Linked DNA regions of Homo sapiens: region 1 is linked to region 2. The links are chromatin loops, found by intact Hi-C in ENCODE. Cell type or tissue: heart right ventricle. All regions are shown on one strand. Links, peaks and the distances in the headings refer to the core of each region. The heading gives the core; the rest is flanking DNA.

Evidence for each region. Hi-C counts contacts between places; a loop is a spot of excess contacts. Peaks named below come from ENCODE experiments on the same cell type or tissue, not always from the same donor. Only the 100,000 strongest peaks of a DNase experiment are listed, where the experiment ranks them.
Region 1: a loop joins it to region 2, with 4 times the contacts of the local background. A loop is called at or near these places in 83 of 110 quality-filtered maps.

What each region holds. Positions count from the first base shown.
Region 1 is chr14:77,021,894-77,024,802 of GRCh38, reverse strand. IRF2BPL (interferon regulatory factor 2 binding protein like) reads left to right here. Exons shown (of 1, transcript NM_024496.4): 1 at 1-260. Among named protein-coding and RNA genes, the nearest start is that of IRF2BPL, 5.4 kb to the left of the region's middle. RefSeq lists a silencer at 531-756 and an enhancer at 963-1,257. In heart right ventricle, for the core only: a CTCF peak has its summit at 1,094; no DNase peak of the experiment used is centred there; H3K4me3 peaks cover 1,630 bases; H3K27ac peaks cover 2,500 bases.
Region 2 is chr14:76,945,429-76,948,337 of GRCh38, reverse strand. No RefSeq gene overlaps it. Among named protein-coding and RNA genes, the nearest start is that of LINC01629, 13 kb to the left of the region's middle. In heart right ventricle, for the core only: a CTCF peak has its summit at 1,043; a DNase peak (open chromatin) is centred at 947; H3K4me3 peaks cover 859 bases; H3K27ac peaks cover 1,899 bases.

The sequences.
Region 1 (2,909 bases), core at 136-2,635, 76 kb before region 2:
GTCGGGGGGGATGGGGTGTATTTTGTTGCAAGTTTGTGAGGGGAAAATGTTTTGGTTTGTTTCTACTGACCTGAATGTGTTGGATCTACACGTGTTGTTTTGTTTTTGCTTTATTGATGCACGGATGCTTTTGAACAGTAGAGCGAAATGCTAGACATGGAGAATCTGCTCTGTTTGTCCTTTATACATTTCTGTAGTTAACAGAACACTGTAATGTGCCTTGGAGCTTAGTAACTTGTAATAAATTCAATTGATATTAACTGCGCTGAGTCAGCAATTTTGTCTTTCTAGGGCTAAGGCCATGCAACTCCGACGTAGGCGACACCCTCCCTACCTCCAGTATAGAACGAAAATCCTAGTGCTTTTGAAAGCCCTGGGAGCTGGCCTGTGGGAAAGGCCCTGTGCTGCCTTGCTGCCCCTCCCCCTCGGTACCAGGCTATTTAAATTCACCTCTTGGGGAGGCGACAGTTGCTGACTAAGCGATTTCGGTTTACTCTTCAGCATCTCTATTTTCCCCCGGATGCGGGCCCAGCTGCAAATGGCATTGTCAAGAATGCTTTCTGGTGCCTCGCCCTGTGGCGGTGAACATAGGCTGACACCCAGTGCAGCTGGTGACTTGACAAGTGGGCGAAAAAGTCTAGGAGAAAAGCTAGGATGCTTTGCTTCTTAGATATGACAGACATCAGTCTGCATATTTAAAACAAAACTGCCACAGAGCTGGGAGCAAATGCATACACTCAGCCTTGGAGAGTCCGCAGTAGCTTCAGGCTGGTTCCTTGGAAAACCAGTTTTCACCTCATTCATTACAAGTTTTCTTTCTTGTATTTTAAATAATTATTTTTAAAGGCAGAAATAATTCTAAAGACTTAGTTGATTAGAGAGGGTTTCTGAGGATGAGGAAGAGGGGGGGAAACCCCAAACTTAGTTCCTGAAGCAAAGGTTTACTTCCAACATCAAATAAAAATCCATTCCTGCTGGTGAAGCAATGCAATTATTCATCTAATCAGCTTTTGGCGGCGTTTGTGAGGTGCAGAGAGGCGGGGAAGCGGAGAGAAGACTACTGCCCTTTAGAGCAGAGCCCCTGCTCGTGGGCTGAGAGCAGCCTGGAGTCCTCCCAGTGGTAGGGGAAGGCAAACAAACCTGATCTGAACCTTGTACTTTCCTGGGAGGCAAATAGAAGAGCAGAAAACAGGAGGGAGGAAGCAAAACAAAACCCGGCAATCCAGTCAAATTGATTCCTGGCCACATCTCATTCCTGGGCGGGGCGAGCTGGGCCCTGTTGGTCCCCTCCAAGGCTGAAGGACTATTAAGAAACTTGGATCCCCCACTCCACTCCCATCAAAGGAGTGGGAAGACTGGGAGGTGGGGATGGGTACAGGCACGTTTGGGGAGAAACAAATCACTGGTTCGCCCAGAACTCTGGTGTGGAGGCCGGGCTGGTGTCGGAACTTGTTAATAACACCCTTTTAGTTTCTTTTCCTGCTTTGCCACTGCCATCACTGAAGTGGTGGAAACCAGGACTCTGTGTGCACGCGCACTCGCGTGTGTGTGTGTGGGTGTGGATAAGTGGCAATATTGATGGATCTGCTGCAGCCTCTTAATCCTGGTACATGGGAGGTGCCTGCCTCACCTCTAAGAATCTCCCCACATATAAATAGATATTCATGTCAGCTTCCTGCAAATGTGTCCTTGCATTTTCATCTGCTGCCAAGTGTTGTATTGGTGCTTATGAGTCATGAAACCTATTTTCATCCGCAGGGGTAATTAACTTGGGGGTGATAATGCATAGCAGACTGTAGGAAGAGTTAATTCCAAAACCCATCCTCGCCTGGCTACCAATCACACATTGCACTTAAAGGTCTGGGTTGGCTTTTTGTGTAAGTTCATTAATAAAAACCAAGCATGTTTTGCCTGGAAGATCCTCTAAGATGCTCCCAACTCCCGCTCCCAAGGCACATACTCTTAAAATTGGTAAAGCTCAACAGCCTGAGAATACAGTGTCACGGGTATAATTTAACTATCATTGAAGGAAGGAGCGGTGGGTGCAGCCACCCCTCCTCCGGCATTGCACAGTGCATGTGAATTTAGACATGTGGATCACCTGTCTGGGCGTGGACCTTATGAGTTGTGTCTGGTGGCTCCAGCTGGGAGTTGTCCCTGTTACCGGTTTCTGTGCACAGCTGCTCCTGCCGGCCTGCAACTGTCTCTTCATCACTATGGTATTATGCTCAGGAACTTTTAGGATTGTAAGACCCTTGATTACTAGTGCACATAGGTAGGAAAGGAGGGCCTGTCTTTAAGCACTGAGAACAGCATCGTTTCTTTCCTTCTTGTTGCTGGGTGCTATTATGAACAGTAGAAGCAGCAGCTGTAATAATGAGGCATCCAGCCATGGAGGCCAGTTTGGTTTCACTAAGGAAACCTGACTAGAGACGTTGGGGAGAGGAGGGAGGGAGTGGGAGGGAGAGAGCAGGTTGGGGTGGAACCCAGGCTAGAAGTGAATTATGATAGTGCAGTTAATTAAAGTTTATCATAGCCGGGGACCACTTGTTAAATGGAGGCTTTTTTTTTTTTTTAAACCATGTGAACTTTTCCTTTCCTGGGACCCATTCAGCTGCTAGTTTGGTTGCCTTAACCAGCCTTTCTCTGATCCCTCAGCTGGATTCTCCTTTCCCTGAAGCTTTCCACATTGGACGCCTAGGAAGCACTTTTCCTCTCTGGCGTGTAAGGATTCTTGTGGGTTTCTGAGATTCAGCCCAGGCCTCTGGATGAGCCGAGGCTCCATTCATCTCCATTTTACCTCCATTTCTTCTGACCCTCGTTTCCTATCCTTCTCACTCCCTTTCCCCTCAGAGCCAAAGTGGCCAACATTTAAAAATTCATATTTATCTTTGTGCATCATTTGTGCA
Region 2 (2,909 bases), core at 85-2,584:
CAGGATGCCTTGGCTGGGTCTTGGGGAGCCCCGCTTTCCCTCTGCCCCGGGGACTCCTATCCATATCTGATTTTTGGAAAAGCCTGCTTTGCAAAATTACACTGACAAATGGAAATTACAGGAGCACCGTTGAAGGGAGGCTGTGGGTGAGGGGAGGTGAGGGTAGGGAAAGGATTTGGAGGGCCTAGGCGGTGAGAACTGGCTGTGGAGCTCTGAACCAGCTCGGGAAGGTGACCTTGACATCAGTTGAGGCTCCAGAGTCTGAAAGGTTCAAATCCCACTCCATCACTCATTTACTGTGTGATGTTGGGCCTGTTCCTTGACACCTCTGATTTTCAGTTTTGGCATCTATGAAAATGGGGGGATGAATAGGACGTAGGAATTTTGTGCGGATTAAACGAGAATCTGTGCAAAGGGCTTAGCATAGTGCCTGAGCACAGGGCAAACACTTTATTATGATAATTAGAGGCCAAGGGCCACACTCCCCCCTTCCCATTTCTCACCCGACATGGGATCTCCACCCCCTTTCCAGCTCCATTTAGCTCTGAGTGTTTTAGGTCATTCTATGCCTGGCATTCTGCCAAGGCTTTGACAAAGACAGGAGTTTCTGCTCATTCATCCTAATGCAAGTTCCTGCGTTTATGATAATAGGGAAAAAATGCATGAAAGGGCTTGCTGCCTGCAGAGGGGAAATCAGCTTAGAATTGAAAATCGGAGTCCTTCCTTGGCCCAGCTTTCCCCTCCCTGAGCTTTGGCAAAGGCTGCAGCAGGGAGGGCAGCGGGGAAGAGAGGAGAGGAGAGGAAGGGGAGGGGGAGGGGGAGGGGGAAGAGCTGGCCAGTGAGGCAGAAGGGCAGGGTGGGGGCAGGGGCGAGGGCCCGGCGCACCCGGATGAATGGGTTTCAGGGTGGCTGAGGAAGCCTGCCAAAAAGGCCAAGTGAAAAGGCCGGCCCCGGGAGGCGCTGCGAGCGGTTTCCTTGGCGACACCAGCTGCTGCCTGGGCCCCGCGCTTGCCGGCTCTTTAGTCCCGGCGGGGCCTCGCCTGCCACCACATGGTTACTCAGCGCGGTAGGGAAGAAAAATCCCACGGGTTGCCTTGGCCCAGGTGTCACCAGCCAGTGCCACCGTGTTCTAGACACCATGCTGCCCCCTGCGTGGGGAGACGAGCACCTGGGAAGTACCCGTTGGTGCCTCCTAGAAGCACATACTTCACCTGGTCCAGTGTGGAAAGAGGGGCTGCCTTGCAGGGGCACGACAGGCTCTCCAAGGCCTACGGGCTTTTTCAGTGGGACATGGCAAGGCCAGTGTGTGTTTGTTAAAGATGGCTGTGCCTACGGAGGACTCCTGGAGGATGGGTGGGATGTGTACCCCGAGAGGCTAGGCCAGGCTTCTGTGGCTTGACCTAGGGCAACGGTAGGAGGTGAGTGATTTCAGATCAGAGTGATTTAAGAGGTACACATGACCAGGCCTGGTGCTTGGTTGGAAGAAGGGATGCCAGGGCTTTGGCTTGGGCAGCAGGCAGGTGGAGCCTGTGTTCCCCAGACAGAAAATAGGGGTTGGGGCCGGTCGGTGAACTGTCTGAAGAGAGGACCCCCTTGTCCCATTCTTTTCTGTTCCACTCCTCCCAATTCTCCCCCACCCCAGAGACTGCAAGGACTTGGATCAGGGTGGGGATGCCCAGGTTTGGTGAATGAATACGTGAAATGAGGAGAGATAAAAAAGTGTGTGAGGCCGGGCGTGGTGGCTCACGCCTGTAATCCCAGCACTTTGGGAGGCCGAGGCGGGCGGATCACCTGAGGTCAGGAGTTCAAGAGCAGCCTGACCAACATGGAGAAACCCCATGTCTATTAAAAATACAAAATTAGCTGGGTGTGGTGGAGCCTGCCTGTAATCCCAGCTACTCTGGAGGCTGAGGCAGGAGAATCGCTTGAACCCAGGAGGCAGAATTCGCAGTGAGCTGAGGTCATGCCATTGCACTCCAGCCTGGGCAACAAGAGCAAAACTCCGTCTCAAAAAAAAAAAAAAAAAGTGTGTGAAACAGCGCTGGGTGCGGTGGCTCATACCTGTAATCTCAACACTTTGGGAGGCTGAGGTGGCAGGATCCCTTGAGCCCAGGAGTTCAAGGCTGCAGTGAGTCATGATTGTGCCTCTGCACTCCAGCCTGGGCAACAAGGAAGACCCCGATTCCAAAAAAAAAAAGTGTCTGAAACAGGGTGGGTGTGGGGAGGGAGAGCATCAGGATAAAGAGCTAATGCATGCGGGGCTTAATACCTAGGTGATGGATTGATAGGGGCAGCAAACCACCATGGCACACGTTTACCTATGTAACAAACCTGCATGTCCTGCACATGTATCCCAGAACTTAAAATAAAAAATATATATATTTTTTGAGATGGAGTCTCGCTCTTTTGCCCAGGCTGGAGTGCAGTGGCGCGACCTCAGCTCACTGCAAGCTCCGCCTCCCGGGTTCACACCATTCTCCTGTCTCAGCCTCCCGAGTAGCTGGGACTACAGGCGCCCACCACCATGCCCAGCTAATTTTATGTATTTTTAGTAGAGACAGGGTTTCACTGTGTTAGCCAGGATGGTCTCGATCTCCTGACCTCGTGATCTGCCCACCTCGGCCTCCCAAAGTGCTGGGATTACAGGCGTGAGCCACCACGCCCGGCCCAAAAGAAAATATTTTTTTAAAAAGAAAGAAAGTGTGTGAAACCAACAAGAGATAGAAATGCACTCTCTCTAGATATTTATATACCATCTCCCTAGAGGCACCACCCAAGACTGCTGGGAACGAGGTAAAGTCACACCAACCTCTCACATGCTGACACATACTCTGATTGAACTTTGTCCCTTAAATGTGTCATTTTGGTTTTTTGGTCGTCTTAGCATTCAAATTGGCTTTCACAATTTT